2 separate regions of the Mus musculus genome follow, and region 1 is linked to region 2. The links are chromatin loops, found by intact Hi-C in ENCODE. Cell type or tissue: left cerebral cortex. All regions are shown on one strand. Each heading gives the region's core, and the rest is flanking DNA. Links, peaks and the distances in the headings are about the cores only. Region 1 has its middle 16 kb from the start of Ppp1r15b. Region 2 holds the start of Ren1 (renin 1 structural).

Region 1 (8,328 bases), core at 197-8,196, 210 kb after region 2:
AGAGGAGAGGAGAGGAGAGGAGAGGAGAAGACAGGAGAAGACAGGAGAGGAGAGGAGAGCTGGGTCAGCCAAAGTTACATAGTGAGACCTGGTCTCAAAAATAAGATTAAATAAATAATTAAGTAATAATTAAGTAGTTAATTTAAAACAGAGCTGGGCATGGTGGTCCATGCCTATAATCCCAGCATTCAAGTAGGCTGAGCTACATACTAAGAACTTGTCTTAAAAACAAAGAACTGGTCTGGAGAAATGGCTCAGAGGTTAAGAACACTGACTGCTCTTCCAGAGGTCCTAAGTTCAATTCCCAGCAACCACATGGTGGCTCACAAACATCTGTAATGGGAACTGATGTCCTCTTCTGGTGTGTCTGAAAACAGCTATAGTGATCTCATATAAATAAAAATTAAAAAACAAAACAAACAAAACAACAACAACAACAAAAACCCAAACAACCAGGGCTGGAGAGGTGACTCAGAAGTTACAGAGCAGTTGCTGCTATTGCAGAACACCTGGGTTCCACTCCCAGCATGCACCGCAGGGGGCTCACAGCTGCCACACACCACACTCATACACATACACACATCACCACCACCGCTACCACTACCAATACCACCACCAACAACAACAACAACCACCACCCCATGTGTTAAAAAAATTCATCTTTTTTTATTATTATTATTATTATATGTGAGTACACTGAAGCTGTCTTCAGACACACCAGAAAAGGGCATTAGATCTCATTACAGATGGTTGTGAGCCGCCATGTGGTTGCTGGGATTTGAACTCAGAACCTCCGGATGATCAGTCAGTGCTCTTAACTGCTGAGCCATCTCTCCAGCCCAAAAATTCATCTTTTTAAATTAATTTTTTTATTGTATTGCATTGGTGTTTTGCCTTCACGCATGTGTGAGGGTATCAGGTCTTGGAGTTACAGACACTTGTGAGCTGCCATGTGGACTCTGGGATTTGAACCTGGGTCCTCTGGGAGAGCAGTCAGTACTCAACCTCTGAGCCATCTCTCCAATCCCAATAAATCTTTAATTTAAAAAAAAAAAAAAAACACTGCATATGTAGCTGAGGATAGCCCTCAATGGGAGGAGAGGCCCTTGGTCCTGTGAAGGCTCTATGACCCAGTATAGGGGAATGCCAGGGCCAGGAAGCAGGCCTGGTGTGCAGGGGGAAGGAAGAGGGGACAGGGGGGTTTTGGAGGAGAAACCAGGAAAGTGGACATTTGAAATGTAAATAAAGTAAATATCTAATTTAAAAACAAAGCAAAAAAGCCCCAGCCACAACCAAATCCCCCCAAAACAATAAGACACACACTTGAGGAAATACCTGTCCAAAAAATATCATGGGGGGGGGCTGGTGAGATGGCTTAGTGGGTAAGAGCACCCGACTGCTCTTCCAAAGGTCCGGAGTTCAAATCCCAGCAACCACATGGTGGCTCACAACCATCCGTAACGCGATCTGACTCCCCCTTCTGGAGTGTCTGAAGACAGCTACAGTGTACTTACATATAATAAATAATATAAAAAAAAAGAGAGGGAAGGGGATAGGGGATTTTTTTGGAGGGGAAACTAGGAAAGGGGATGACATTTGAAATGTAAATAAAGAAAATATCTAGTAAAAAAAAAAACTTCAAAAAAACTCCAAAAAAAAAACTTCAAAAAATATCAAGAGAGTTACATTTAGAAAATATTTTTTAAAGATTCTTTTTTAATTTATTTTTTTACGTGAGTACACCATTGCTGTCCTAAGACACACCAGAAGAAGACATCAGATCTCATTGCAGATGGTTGTGAGCCACCATGTGGTTGCTGGGAATTGAACACAGGTCCTCTGGAAGAGCAGTCAGTGCTCTTAACCACTAAGCCATCTTCTAGCCTCTCTAGAAAATATTTTTAAGACTTACTTTTATTATTTTTAACTGTGTGTATGTGTGGGTTTGTGCGTTTGTGCACATACATGAAGATGTTCTTGGTGGTCAGAAGCACTGTATACCCTTGGGGCTGGAGTTGCAGTTGTGAATCATCAATGTGGCGTGCTAAGAACCAGACACAGGTCCTCCAGCAAGAGCTTTCCGTGCTCTTAATTGTGAAGCCATCTCTCGAACCCACAGAATGCATTTTTAAAAAACTGCTTATAAACCTGATGTCTTAGGGTTTTACTGCTGTGAAGAGACACCGTGACCATGGCAACTCTTATAGAGGCAAACATTTAACCGGGGCTGGCTTACAGTTCAGAGGTTCAGTCCATTATCATCATGGCATGAGGCCTGGCAACATGCAGGCACACATGATGCTAGAAGAGCTGAGAGTTCTACATCCTGATCCAAAGGCAGCCAGGAGGAGATTGTGTACCACACTAGATGTAGCTTAAATATATATGGCCTCGAAGCCCACCTATAGGGTGACACACTTCCTCCAACAAGGCCACAGCTCTTAGTAGTGCCACTCCCTATGGCCAAGGATTCAAACATGAGTCTATAGGAGCTGTTCCTATTCAAACCACCATGCCTGGTATGGTGGCACAGCCTGTAATCTCTGTTCTTGTCGGGTGGGAGGAAGAGTGAGGGTCAAGTTCAAGGTCATGTTTGACTATGTAGTGAGTGGAGACTAACTTGGGCAACATGAACTCTGTCTCAAAATCTAAAAAAATTAGGGGCTGAAGAGATGGCTTGGCAGTTAAGTACACTGGCTCCTTTTCCAGAGGACCCAGGTTCAATTCTCAGCACCCCCATGGCAGCTCATAACCATTCCCAGGGGACCTGATGCCCTCTTCTGGTCTCTTTGGGCACTGTACACACACGGTGCAGGCAAACATGCAAGCAAAAGACCTATAAACACAAAATAAATAAATGTAGAGTAGCCGTGGCTACCTTGAAGGTGGCCAGTGTGTCTGGCTTAAAGTTCACCCGGGCTGTGGACCAGATTGTGAAGGAGGGCCATGACAAGACTATTCTTGCCGTGTCAGAGGTTCCAAGGATGCCTGAGGGAGAGCTGGTGTCCAGACTGCATGGAAGCTGAGCTGCTCATGGGAGAGGGGCTGAAGCATGTTACCAAAGAACGCGTGATCACCTACTGCCAAGTGCAAGACTAATCTTATTGGAAAGACCCAAGAAATGACTTCGGACAAAAACCGAAATTAACTACAGTGCCTACACTACTTAAATATGGTGGAATTGAGGAATTCCTTAATTAATGGAATCTGAGACCCTTCAGACCAATCTTGGGAGGTTATAGTCTCCAAGGATTAAGACGTGATGATGGCAATTGTGTCTTCATTTCCTGCTTTGCTCTGGTATAAAAGAAACCACATACTGGCTGGACAGTGGTGACACATGTCTTTAATCCCAGCACTTGGGAGGCAGAGGCAGGTAGATTTCTGAGTTCATGGCCAGCCTGATCTACAGAGTGAGTTCCAGGACAGCCAGGGCTATACAAAATAAAAAACAGTCTCAAAAAAATAAACAAACAAAAAAACTAACAACAACAAATATCAGTGTACATCTAAACAATAAAGAATTAAAATATAACAAATGGATGAGTTATAAAACGTTTTAAAATAAAAACCCAAGCAGACAAACAACTGTCCAAATCTGGAGGTTGGAGCTGGGGTTAGACACGAAAGAGCAAGAGGGGAATTTTGACTGTGGTAGTGTTTACACAGCTACTGTTACAACGCAACTTGGCATGAGGGCTGTTTGGTTGTAGGAGACTCTCAGGAACCCTTTGGGCATAGAGATGACATCATCACCAGGAAACCTTTAGAGGAAAAATGAAACCTGATCAAGAGAGGCAAACCTTCCAGGGGCCCTGAAGCGGTCTGTGCGGAGTGGGAGGGTAGGAAGGGGCACTAGTGGACTAATTCCTCATCCACCTGGGCCAAGGTAGAAAATGAATTGCAGGAGCACACAGTTGCCCCCCAGTCCCGGATTCCCCAGCAGGATTTGCCTCTATAAAAAGCATCCTCGATGGGCGTGGTGGCACAAGCCTTTAATCCCAGCACTTGGGAGGCAGAGGCAGGCAGATTTTTGAGTTCAAGGCCAGCCTGGTCTACAAAGTGAGTTCCAGGACAGCCAGGACTATACAGAGAAACCTGTCTCAAACAAAACAAAACAAAACAAAACAAAACAAAACAAACAAAAAAAGCATCCTCCTTCAGGCAATGTTGGGTACACCCCACCCCTACCAACCCTCCACTCCCATGGCCCCACCTCTCACCAACTGAGAGGTCACTCTTGGAAAGTTATCTTGGAGAAGGAACTCTACTTAAAGGTGACTGTCTACCCCCCCCCCATTAACCCCCATCCCCCACCCACCCACACCCTGCACGCTCCCCCGCACCGTCTTCTCAAAAAAAAAAAAAAAAAAAAAAAAAAGATCAGAAGTACAAGAAAAAGAAACCTTTTATGCAAATTCCCAGACAAAGGAAAGTGCCCATCCTCTTTCTGAAGTCAAATCAAACAAACCAAGAGAGATGCATTGGGTGATACTGCAGGAAGTCGCCTGGGTCACTGCAGGTACAGGGAAATCATATGCAAACACGCGGAGGACTGACTCAGGGACACAGAATGGAAGGACGTAGAGCAGCATTTCATCTACATCTGACTTTGGCTCATTTGGGGCCAATACCAACCCACCAAAGTACAGCCTTAAGTCTGCTTGGCCTTGGCTGTGTAGTTGCCACGGGGCGGGGTGTGTGTGTGTGTGTGTGTGTGTGCGCATGTGTGTGTGCGCACAATCAAATGGCTCGTGTTTTTCCTCCTCGCAGGCCAGTCATGTGTACAACTCCCTTGGAACCACTGCCCCAGGGTGGAATGCGCACAGGAGGCAAGTACTATAGCTGGAAAACTCTAGAAACTGTCCGAGCCCCTTCACTCATTTGCTGTGTTTAGCAGGAAGAACACCCTCGTTTATTTGTGTTCAAATATAAACTTTGGGTTTCTAATAAGGACCAGCCCCACTTCCGGGTAGTCACCTCAAGAAGGTGGAGTCAGGCTTGAATGGGCAGGCAAGCCAGAGCCAGGCAGGGGTTGTTCAATAAGGAAGGAGACCTTCCAAGGGAGCAATTGCCATTAGACTGTCAGTAACCACCGGCCCATCCGTCACTCTGACCTGGTGAGTCAGCGCCATCTTGTGGATTCAGAGGAGCATTGCTGGGAATCCAAAGTCAATGTTAGCAGTCTCCAGGGTGATATAGTCTTTTCATACATCGTATTAATTCTGGAAAAGAAAAGCCCCCACTGATTTGTTCACGTTTGAATTCATAAATTAACAGGAACCCTATCAGTGACATTTAAATTAATTGATGTTGTGTCCCTGGCCACACTGAGTTTTATAATTACATTCTACAAATTAAACCTTACTGTAGCTTTTCTCCAAGGACCTTTAAGTTCTATGTCTATTTCCATCCCCAGTTGTGGCCTGTCTGATTCTAAACAGACATTGCTGTGTCGACCACATTGCAGTAAGGGCTAAATGAGAGGTGACGTGAAGACAATGAACATACTCAACACATAGTTATCGACAAGAAGCCCCCAGGCACACTTCTGTATACCCGCTCACGCCAACCACTACTCTCAAGAAGTTTGCTGATAGGTGGAGGAGTGGCCAAGAAACAACTAGAAATGTTGACAAGGTGAGGTCAGAGAAAGCTGTAATTTTAATTGGTAATATGAGAAGGAGGGCAAGGAACGGAGAATAAATAAGGCCCTCAAGTGTTTCTTAAAAGTGATATTTGAGAGCCAGAGGGTAATTTTCTCCTGGGGTGTGTGTGTGTGTGCACGTGTGTGAGCATGTGTATGATGTTGTTTTGATTGTTTTGAGACTGGTCACTCTTGGCTGCAGAGTGACTTCAGTAGTCTCCCTGTGTCACAGCTTCCCCATACTGTGACAATAGGAGTCAGCCACCAGGCCTGGCTATTGAAATTTGCTTAAAACAAAACCAAAGACCCGGGCGTGGTGGTGCTCGCCTTTAATCCCAGCACTCAGGAGGCAGAGGCAGGCGGATTTCTGAGTTAGAGGCCAGCCTGGTCTACAGAGTGAGTTCCAGGACAGCCAGGGCTATACAAAGAAACCCTGTCTCGAAAAAAAAAACAAAACAAAAACAAAACTGGCAAGGCATGCCTTTAATCCCAGTATGTGTGGAGCAGAGGCAGGTAGATCTCTAAGTCTGAGACCAACCTGGTCTATAGAATGAGTTCCAAGCCTGGAAGCCCCACTACACATTGAGAAATTGTCTCGAAAACAAAACCAAGGGGCTGGAGAGATGGCTCAGCAGTTAAGAGCACTGACTGCTCTTCCGAAGGTCTTGAGTTCAAATCCCAGCAACCACATGGTGGCTCACAACCACCCATAATGAGATCTGACACCCTCTTCTGGTGTGTCTGAAGACAACAAGAGTGTGTATTAAGATATAATAATAAAATAAATCTAAAAAACAAAAAATCAAAGCTGGAGAGTTGGCCCCTGAGTTAATAGATCTGGGTTCTTCCAGAGGACCTGGGTTCAATTCTCAGCTCCCACCTGTCAGTTAACAACTATCTATAACTCCAGTTCTAGAGGGGATCTCCTTTTAGCCTCCTCAGGCACTACACACACATGTCCACAGACATACATGCAGAAATACATCTTTTTTTTTTGTTTTGTTTTTTTTTTGGTTTGGTTTGGTTTGGTTTGGTTTTTCGAGACAGGGTTTCTCTGTGTAGCCCTGGCTGTCCTGGAACTCTGTAGACCAGGCTGGCTTCAAACTCAAAATCTGCCTGCCTCTGCCTCCTGAGTGCTGGGATTAAAAGCATGTGCCACCACCGCCGGGCACACAAATACATCTTAAATAAAATAATTAATTTAAAAAAACATTATGGAAGCCAGCCTGACTACGCATAGTAGTGTACACTTTTAATCCCAGCACTCAGGAGGCAAAGGGTCTCTGAATTTGAAGCTAGCCTGGTCTACATAGTGAGTTCCTAGTCAATTAGTGTTACAGAGTGAGATTTTGTCTTTTTGTCTTTTTTTATTTATTATTATTATTATTTTGTTTGTTTTTGTTTTTGTTTTTTGTTTTGTTTTTAGAGAAAGGGTTTCTCTATATAGCCCTGGCTGTCCTGGAACTCACTCTGTAGACCAGGCTGGCCTCTAACTCAGAAATCCGCCTGCCTCTGCCTCCTGAGTGCTGGGATTAAAGGCATGCGCCACCATGCCTGCCTCCCCCCCCCCTTTTTTTAAAGAGCCTTGGGTCTATATATTAAGTTCCAGACCTTGTATTAAAAAAGTATTTGTCTTTTGAAAAGTTGATTTTATTTTTTGGTGTGTACATGCTCTGCCTACACCTGTGTACTGCATGCATTCAGCGCCCTCAGAGGCCACAAGAGGCCATCAAATCATAAACTCTCCCTCTCCCCTTCTCCCTCCCCCTTCTCTGTCTCTCTGTCTCTCTGTCTCTGTCTATCTCTGTCTCTCTCTCCTCTTTCTCACACATGCACATACAACACACAACATTCATATCCTGGAGACAGGGTTTCTCTGTATATTCCTGGCTGTTCTAGAACTCTCTCTGCCGTCTCTCTAGTCTGGCACGTCAAAAGAGAAATTTTTTTTAGACTATATATCCCCATAAGTCTTTTGAAAAATTCTTCTGGGACTACTTCAGTTTTGGCTTGAGCCCCATTAAGTAGTCAGCAGCAACCCCTGACTCTACAGACACTCTGGTAATCCTGAACACCTTCGGGATACTTCTGCAGGTGAATCGGGCCCCAGCGTGCCAAACGCTAGAAAATAGTAGTGAAAATGTCACCAGGCATGGTGGCTTAATGTCCTTGTTAGGTTTTTTTTTTTTTTTTTTTTTTTTTTTTTTTGACAACTTGACACAAGCTAGTCATCTGGAAAACAGTATCTCAACTGGGAAAGTGCCCCCACTAGATGGCCTGGAGGCAGGTGTGTGGTACATTTTCTTGATTGATTATTCATGTATTTATTTATTGTACTTTTTTTTTTTTTTTTTGGTTTTTTGGTTTTTTGAGACAGGGTTTCTCTGTGTAGCACTGGCTGTCCTGGAACTCACTCTGTAGACCAGGCTGGCCTTGAACTCAGAAATCCACCTACCTCTGCCTCCTGAGTGCTGGGATTAAAGGCGTGTGCCACCACGCCCAGCCTGTACTTTAATTCTTACGTCCTGGACAGGTAGTCCTCAGAAAGCAAACTGAGCAAGCCAAGGAGAGCAAGCCATGGAGAGCAAGCCAGTAAGCAGTGACTTCAGTGGTAGCCACTTCAGTGCCTGCCTTCAGGTTCCTGCCCCAAGTTACCTCAGTGACAGCCGCTGATGTGGAAG
Region 2 (8,328 bases), core at 156-8,155:
CTCCAGCTTAGACCATATTTCTAAACCCAGCCACTGGCAGCAGATCTCAGCCCTGCTGGGGCACTGACTACAGTTTCCCCAGGCCTGGCTGAACTGCCCAGAATCCTGGCCTAGAACTGAAAACCATCTGCAGCTTCAGAATGGCACTCATTGTGTTGTACCTCTCATCTCCCCTGCTGGGCAGTGAGCTCTGTGAGGATGGAGGGCAGGGGTTGTCTGTTCACTGTCCACCCCTGGAGCCTACCATAGCACATGGTAACAGAGCACTAACCGGCTCAATGAGAGAACAGATAAACAAAGGCATGAAGCTGGCTGTGTCTGTGTGGCCAGTCCCTGGGGACCAAATGCTTGACTTCCATTTGTTCTAATTGGCTACTGTGGTTCTAGATGGGGACTGAGGACCACCTAATTAGAAGCATATAAATCCTGAACTGGACGTTGGCTGCTCTCCCTGCTCTCCGCCCCTCCCTGCCCTGGCCTTGGTGTCAAAGGCCCACCTGTTGTAGTAGACAGAGAACACTTCCTCCTTTAGCACCCCCTGGGAGAGAATGTGGTCAAAGACAGGGGTAACCCCGCCAACGGCCTGAGCGGGAAAGCCCATGCCTAGAACACCGTCAAACTTGGCCAGCATGAAAGGGATCAGGGGCAGCTCGGTGACCTCTCCAAAGGTCTGTGTCACAGTGATTCCACCCACCTGTGAGAGAAGAACCAGAAGGGACAGAGGTTACTGCCTAACCTCGGCTGGGGTCTGCTCTGGCTTTCATACCAGGGCAGCAGAGACACACACGCTCTGTACAGCAGGTAAGACTATTCCGTCAAGTCTGCGCACACACTGTCAACACCTCTATGCTTGGGGCCCAGAGAGATGGGGATGACGCGTGCTATAAAGGCTGAGAAAGAGGTCCTGCCAGACAGGTGACCGGAACCTTCCTAGAGGCCCGCTTTCGTGCTAGCCCCACCAGCTGAGGCTGAGGATGCCCTCGTCATAACCAGGGCTTCCCTTTCTGCCCCTCCCCCAGATTCCACGGGGGCGGTGCGAGGGAAGGGCTCGCACTGATTTCCTCTGGACCTCTGTATGTGTCTTTCTCTACCTCTGGCACAGCGGGGCTGAGAGACGCCAGAACAGGCTTAGACACTGAAGGAAAGAAATCAAAACTGCCCAGATACAAACCCCTGATCCCTAATCTCAGTACTCCTAACCTGGTCTCAATTAGCAAAGTCAGACTGGTTACTAGGAAGGAGACTGTGGGGTTTAGGCACACACCCACATGCAAGTTAGATGCAAAGCCTTGCGCATCAGTGTCAGCAGGTTTGCTCTCCTGCAATTGGCTAGAAGCTGCCAAGGAGGCTGCACTTCAACTTCCCAGGCTCCTGCAGGGGGGTGGGAGGGGGAGGGAGGAGGGCTGGAGTATACTTGTCTGGAACCACAAGGGCCCTGTGGGTAAATAGAGGTGATCCTACTTACAGTCACCGAGTCCTGGCTGAGGAAACCTTTGACTCTCCCTGATCCGTAGTGGATGGTGAAGTCGGACCCGTTCTCCATGTAGCTGGAGGAGTCAGAGGACTCATAGAGGCTGTGAATCCCTAGCAGAGGGTTACAGGCCCCAGTCAGCACAAGAGAGATTGATTTACATAGAAGGCTCAGAGGCAGGACAAGTGATAAACATGGTTGAAGACTTAGGTGTGTGTGTGTGTGTGTGTGTGTGTGTGTGTGTGTGTGTTTAGTTTCCTGAGTCTCCAGCTTGGAAGAAAAATGTATACCAGGCAAGGATAGTGGTTTTTTGTTTCATCTTATGTGCTCGTGCTTCTGAGACATTTGTTTCAAAGAGTTCTAAAGCCATTGCTAACACTGATATAGTGCCAAAGAGGGTTCTGGGCACAGAGTAAGTACTCGGCATGGGAGCATCGGAAAAGCCTCAAGACCTGGAGTGGGTTTACAACTTTGTTCCTGTCTGAATCCTTGGGACACTGGCAAAAGGCCTTCCAGGTGCCCAGGCACTTCCCAAAGCTGGCTTATTCACCTTGGTTGCCATTTCAGAAAGAAGAGAGACACTTCCTCTCTCTTCCTCAGATCAGTGGTGTGGAGCTGAGGAGAAGCAGGTCATAGGTGCAGCAGGCAGAGCTGGGGGAGAGGCACGAGGCTTGACTCTTACCACAAGCAAGGTAGAGGCGGCTGCACTTGGTGGAGGGCACCCAGAGGTTGGCTGAACCCGTGTCAAAGATGACTTTGAAGGTCTGGGGTGGGGTACCGATGCCAATCTCGCCGTAGTACTGGGTCTGTGGCGGGGGCAGAAGGAAAATGGGGCCCAGAGAGATGGGGGTGACTTCAGGGCTTGGGGCCTCTGGTTTGGGGGGGGCATGTCTGGACCCCTTCTTGGCTCTTGGCTTTCTTTTTGCTGAGATGTGAGGACTCAGCATTGTCTTCTGCTGTCCTGGGATACAGGAGGCTCACTGGGGCATGGAAGCTTAATCAAAGCAATCAAAATGGCTGGACATGATGTCACATGCCTTTAATCCCAGCACCTGGGAGGCAGAGGTAGGTAGAACTCTGTGAGTTCGAGGTCAATCTGGTCTACAAAGTGAGTTCCAGGCTTGCCAGGCTACACAGTGAGACCCTGTCTCAAAAACAAACCAAACCAAACAACAAAACAATCACAACAGCCCCTCCCCACCAGACTTCTCGGCTGGTAAATAGGAGTTCTATGGGGTGCTCTTTGGCTCTCAGTCAAACATGGTGTGGAAGGAGTGGGGGCCTGCTAGTCCCAGAGAGAAAAGGAGATAGCAGATGAGCTAGGACTCACATTCAGGTAGTTGGTGAGGACCACGGGGGAGGTAAGATTGGTCAAGGAAGGCCTCTTTGTGAATACGCCCCATTCAGCACTGAGCCTGGTCATGTCCACTCCCCGCTCCTCCAGGATTTCCCGGACAGAAGGCATTTTCTTGAGCGGGATTCTGCTCCAGGGTAGAGAAAGAAAAACAGAAGAGTCGTGCAGTGCTCCAATGTTGACAGAGCCCAAATGTTGCCTTGCTTTTTGGTATGTCTAACACTAACCCTCTCCCATGCAATTACGAATCACTTTTAGTTCCCTGGGGTTTCTTGGAGTCACTTATTCTGGTACTAAGTAATTCCCAGATCTTATTTTAGTTAGATAAAGCAGTTTGTTCATCCGTCCATCCGTCTGTCCATCCACCCATCTGTCCATCAGTCAGTCCGTCTGTTCATCTATCTACCATTATCATCATCGTGTGTTGAACACCTACTCTAAGCCTCACTGTTCTGGAGAGGAACATAAAGGTCTATACAGCCTCTTGCCAGCTCCTCGGATTGACGGGCAAGGCAGTACCACGGATGGCCTGTAAGTGGCAGCAGATGCCCACAGCAGGCTGCAAGGACTTGTTGCTCCCTGGGGTATCACAGAACCAGGTGATATGTGCCCAATGAACCTAGCTTGACTCGGATTGGATCGGCCAGTGTCTATAGCTTGCCTGTGTGCCTCACCTGGGGACTGATGTGTCTTGGGCCTGAATCCTGGGCCCCTCCTCACCTCCAATCATTATTGACTGGCAAAATTCAAGAGATTTCATTTAGAACAGCAGCTCCCTGAGCTACTCCTGGCCACAGGCCAGCTGCCTGGCACGCACCCTCATACAAACCACATGACGGCTAGCTCCCTGGTTTTCGGCGGCAGCGGCGGCGGAGACATTGAAGGTTCACAGGGATGAAGATGACTCAGAAATGCCAAACAGAGACAGTCCAAGCTCTGTCTGTCTGTCTTTCCTACCCAGGACTGCCGGGACCAGGCAGACTGTTTTGCAGTTGGAGGAAGATGCCACCAGCCCTGAGCCAGGGCTTTCCCAGACATCCAGAGAGCCCTCTTTCTTCTCCAGTGTGAGCCCTAACCTTCCTCCCAGCACTCCGTGCCCTCACCTCCCAGCTTTGCCCATATTTCACACCTATCCGAGTAATCTCCAGCAGAAATGACTTAGTCCTAGCACGGTTTACAAGTATTTCCACTCTTGTTTTAGTTGACCCCAGCCATCTCACCAGATGGGTGTGTTTTATTTCCCCACTCTTCAAGGGAGGAAGACAGGTCTATTCTCCACCATTTCCTGAAAAGACCCATGCTTTGCTGTTCTTTATGACCCTTCCTCTTTTAGAAAACCTCTATGTTGTGTGGTAGGGCATGACATTAGTTTCAGTACTCAGGAGGCAGAGGAAGGCTGATCTCTGTGGGTTTGAGTCCAGTCTGGTCTATATAGTGAGTTCCAGGCTCCATAATGAGGCTCTGTCCCAAAAGAAAATAAACATAAAAACCCCCTTCTATTCCTCTCCTAGATCCTTAATCTTTCAAGACATGACCTGAGCCCATACCTAGATGCTCTCACCAAGGATCCCAGCCAATGGGTCCATTTCCCCTGAGTGCTCTCCACAAGCCTAGCCTACAGGGACAACGGGGATAGAGCCACCTGATGCTGAGGGCATGCTGCACGGTTCTGAGCATTCACTAACCTCTTCGTCCTCTGGCACCTTGATGGTTGTCTTGCCTAGTCACAGCTCAGGCTAAGCGTGGAGGCTGGACATTGTGTGTATGTAAGGCAACGGCCTTGAGAAGAAAGCCCATTGCTCAGCCCCTCAAGGTGACTTGCTCAATACTTTACACAGAGCAGGGAGCACAGAACCCCACGCCCTCTAGTTAGTCCCACACTCTCTGCTGCATGCTGGGAGCAAGATGGCGGGACTTTGGAAACAAAGACCAGTGGGTCCTCAGACCTTCCTGGAGGACATCCCTAGGATCCCCATCTGCAACATGGGTGCTGATGTCTGGAGACTCAATTTAGGATGAAAGCAACCCACCAGCTCCTAAGCACCAAGCAGATTCACAGCTCTCACTGCCTCGACTCTTTCAGGACTTCCTCATCGTAGTCCCCAGACCATTGCTGGGTGAGCCTTCTCTTGCCTCTGCCCTGCTCCTGCCTCAAGAAGCCTTGTTCCCACAGCCCTAGAACTGCACTAAATGGCTGTTTCATCCTCCCTCGTGGGGCTGCCAGGAGCCTTCCCTTTCCTACACTCTGTGGTAATCCATGCTGTAACCATGGCTTCTTACACCGTTCCCCGCCTGGCATCGGAAGTGCTATGCGTATCCTCTCATCAAATCTTCAAAGCAGCCGGTGAAGCAGGCTCTGCTTTCATCCTGTTTTTGAATGGCGGACTGAGGATTGGTGAGATTAGCTTGCTGCTTACCCTCATCTGTTGCTAGTGAAGCTTTTCAACCCAAAATTTTCTTGCTTCTTTATTTTAATGTTTATTTTTCTCCGTAGCATTCATGATTTCCTTTAAGGGCCAAAAGCCATCTAATGTGCTTCCCCGGGTCAAATTAACCATGCTGATTACCGTCATCCAATCCTTAACTGACAACCAGCTTCCTTTTGCAGACAATCTGTTACTGCCTATCCCAGATACACAATTAACATGATATTTTCCTCCTTAGCCACCCAAAGCAGACTTAAAGGATGCCTTCCAGGACTACATTCCTCAAACACCCTTGCTTTTCTAGGATCCTAACAACGGGCCAGGATGTGCTCCCAAGCAAACCATTGCAGGCTTAACGTTCCCCATCCACCCTATGCAGACATCCTGCTGCTAGGGTTCTGCTCCTCTGCTGTGATTACCCCACAGGTTTATCCCCACAAAAGAAAAGGACAGTGCCTGCAGCCACAGATCCAGTAGAGACAGCGCTGTCTCCTGAGACCTGCAGACCACAAAGCTGCCTTCCTCCAGACACCTCATCTGACGGAAGACTCCCGAGACACACGCTGAGATCCAGAGACACGAGCTGAACCCCACAGAGGACAGACTTGAGGTCTTCCAGCTACAGATGAACTCTCTCGCCAAAGCCAAAGGGCTGCTGAACTTGGGGGAAGTTACATGATCGCAAGGAAAACTTAATGTCTATCTAGATTAATTAACTGATAGTCATGTTACTCCTTTGGCCTACATGTTTCTTCTGATACTTCCACTCCACCCAAAATTTTTACCACAAATGACACAATCACTCCAGTGACCCCTCCCTTTTAAAAAAGTAGTAGAAGGGGGAGTTGTGGTACCCCTTAATTATGGCCGTCCACTAGGGCTTTCGGCTAGTCCCTAGGATTGTCAGAGCAGGATCATACATCCCTGACTGGCTGGCCAAAAGGACTGGATGATCCAACGTATAGACAGCTGAGGGCGTTAGTAAGATGCCAGTTCCTGTACCCTGCCACCCCTTCTCTGCCCAAGTTACCGTTCAAAGGTAGCGGTGCGTGTTGGGAGACTGAAGGTGCAAGGACTCCAGAGCAACAAGAGTGCCCAGAGAGGCATCCTCCTTCTGTCCATCTGGTTCAGCCAAGGCTTTCTAAGAGCTGTGTAGCCCAGACCCCCTGAGCCTTCTTTTATACACACCATGTATCACAGGCTCTGCTTTGATTTATTACCCCAGGGCCTGTGGGACCATGAAAGGCAGCCTGTTTTCTGGCCAAGGACCCAGCTCCATAATTCTGTGGCCATCAGTCATGTAGGCTGTCCAGACTCCACCCCCAGAGTTACCTGGCTGCTTGCCTCCTCCTCTCTCTCTTGTCTCTCTCCTAAAGCTCTTGTTTTCTTACTCTTACCTTTCGCTCTCCTTCTCCCCCTTCCTTCTTCATGGCAATGACTGGCTTCTACTTCTCTACCTTCTCTCTCTCTCTTCTACAATAAAGCTCTAAAACCATAGACTACCTCCTTTCATCTAGACTCACCATGCTGGAGTCATGGAATAGGCCTTCCCCTGAAGAGCTTTATCTAATCTCCCCCAAGAAGGCCTCCCAGCATTTCCAGCTGCCAGACCACCCAGTGCCTTCCCCTGCTGTCTGCCCGCCCAGTCTCTCTGAGCTCTGGTGAGTCTCGCCCACCTCCTTTATTTCCCCACGCCAGGTGCCCAACAAGGCCCATGGCAGGGCAGCTCTGATAAATCTTAGCCTGTGAGACCAAGCTAGGTAGGTATAGGATAAGCAGGACCTGGTCACAGAGCAGAGTGGTGGCAGGCATGGGGGTGTGGGAAGGGTGGCTGAGCCCAATGACTCTAGAGTCCCTGTTTGGCCTGGCCCCGCAACCTCTAGCTTAGACAGAGTCTAATGAGGAACTGTGCTGTTCAAGCATGAGGTCAGGGTACAGACAGCATAGACCCTGGCTTCAAACCTCTAACTCAGACCCTACCACTCATGCCCCTGAGCCTGCATCTTCTATATTAACCTTCAAATCACCCCTGGCTGGCTCCTCCTAGGCTCTGCCCTAGTCTTCCATCTTGATCATGGGTGATTCCTTTTGGCTGCTGCCTAGTTGGAAAAGTAACCTGTCATCTAACCTCTGGCATCAGGGAGAGGGGTGGGGTGTCCCCTCCTGGGGTTAGTGATAGTGGACAGAAGGGTAGCTCTAAAAGAAAGGAGGTCTCAAGCGCAGCTGGCTTCCAGCTGACCCCCTCCTACTGGCCCTTCACTCCCTTAGACCTATCCTTTTGCCCCCTTCCTTCTTCCCTGTACCCTCTCAGAAGCCTGGCAGAGCTGTCGAAGTGACCTGACCCTGGCTGGCAGTATTTACTCTCCCTAAGGTACCCACTCTACCCTTCTTCCTGATTATTTCTCAGGGACCACTTCAAATGGCCCATCAATTCTACAAGGGAGACCCTGACATCATGGACGGTCTTCTGCTGTGGCTGAGAGGTGTGGCCTCCAGGGTATCGCCTCCATCCCTTTGCAGCCAAGTGATGTCTGTGTCCATGCCTCTTGGCCACAATGGAGTTTGCTACTTATCAAATGCAAGAAGAACTAGAGACTGGCGATGAGCACAGGAAAGCCCTAGGTTCTACTGAGAACTTGCTGTGTGACATTGAGGTTGGACCCCTCTCTCCCCTCTCTTGGCCCCCATGAAACAGCTGAATGGACCCCAAGGGCAGTCCTGGCTCAGATGCACTATTATTCTAAGTGTGTGTCATGAGTGCTTTTCTGCTGGCTCTGAGCAGCAATGACAATGAGAGAAACTGGTCTCAGTCTCTAGTTGTGCGGTAAGAAATGTGGTTTTGCCTCAGAGACAACAACACCCTTCTAAATGGAAGGCTGCTGAGAATTCTCAGATATCTTGGGACAGGAGAGGACTTTTGAGAATGCCCCCAAAGGAGATGATGCCTTGAATAACAAGCATTGATTATGCATGTCTTGTGTCCTGCAGAGGGTTCTCTCTCTCTCTCTCTCTCTCTCTCTCTCTCTCTCTCTCTCTCATTCACTGAGCGTTTGCTATATATTAGGTCCTTGGCAGTT

The links. Hi-C counts contacts between places; a loop is a spot of excess contacts. Peaks named below come from ENCODE experiments on the same cell type or tissue, not always from the same donor. Only the 100,000 strongest peaks of a DNase experiment are listed, where the experiment ranks them.
Region 1: it touches region 2 in a loop (5-fold over the local background); 7 of 42 quality-filtered maps call a loop at or near these places.

Annotation. Positions count from the first base shown.
Region 1 is chr1:133,142,955-133,151,282 of GRCm38, reverse strand. No RefSeq gene overlaps it. Among named protein-coding and RNA genes, the nearest start is that of Ppp1r15b, 16 kb to the right of the region's middle. In left cerebral cortex, for the core only: a CTCF peak has its summit at 5,138 (motif pointing left); a DNase peak (open chromatin) is centred at 5,131.
Region 2 is chr1:133,348,751-133,357,078 of GRCm38, reverse strand. It overlaps Ren1 (renin 1 structural), which reads right to left and starts at 6,405. Exons shown (of 9, transcript NM_031192.3): 1 at 6,282-6,405; 2 at 2,802-2,952; 3 at 2,154-2,277; 4 at 1,466-1,584; 5 at 498-694. The coding sequence starts at 6,373. RefSeq lists cis regulatory regions at 6,450-6,478, 6,473-6,602, 6,541-6,627, 6,992-7,014, promoters at 6,383-6,629, 6,398-8,328 and a silencer at 6,764-7,102. In left cerebral cortex, for the core only: a CTCF peak has its summit at 3,357; DNase peaks (open chromatin) are centred at 1,233, 3,380, 3,602 and 5,081.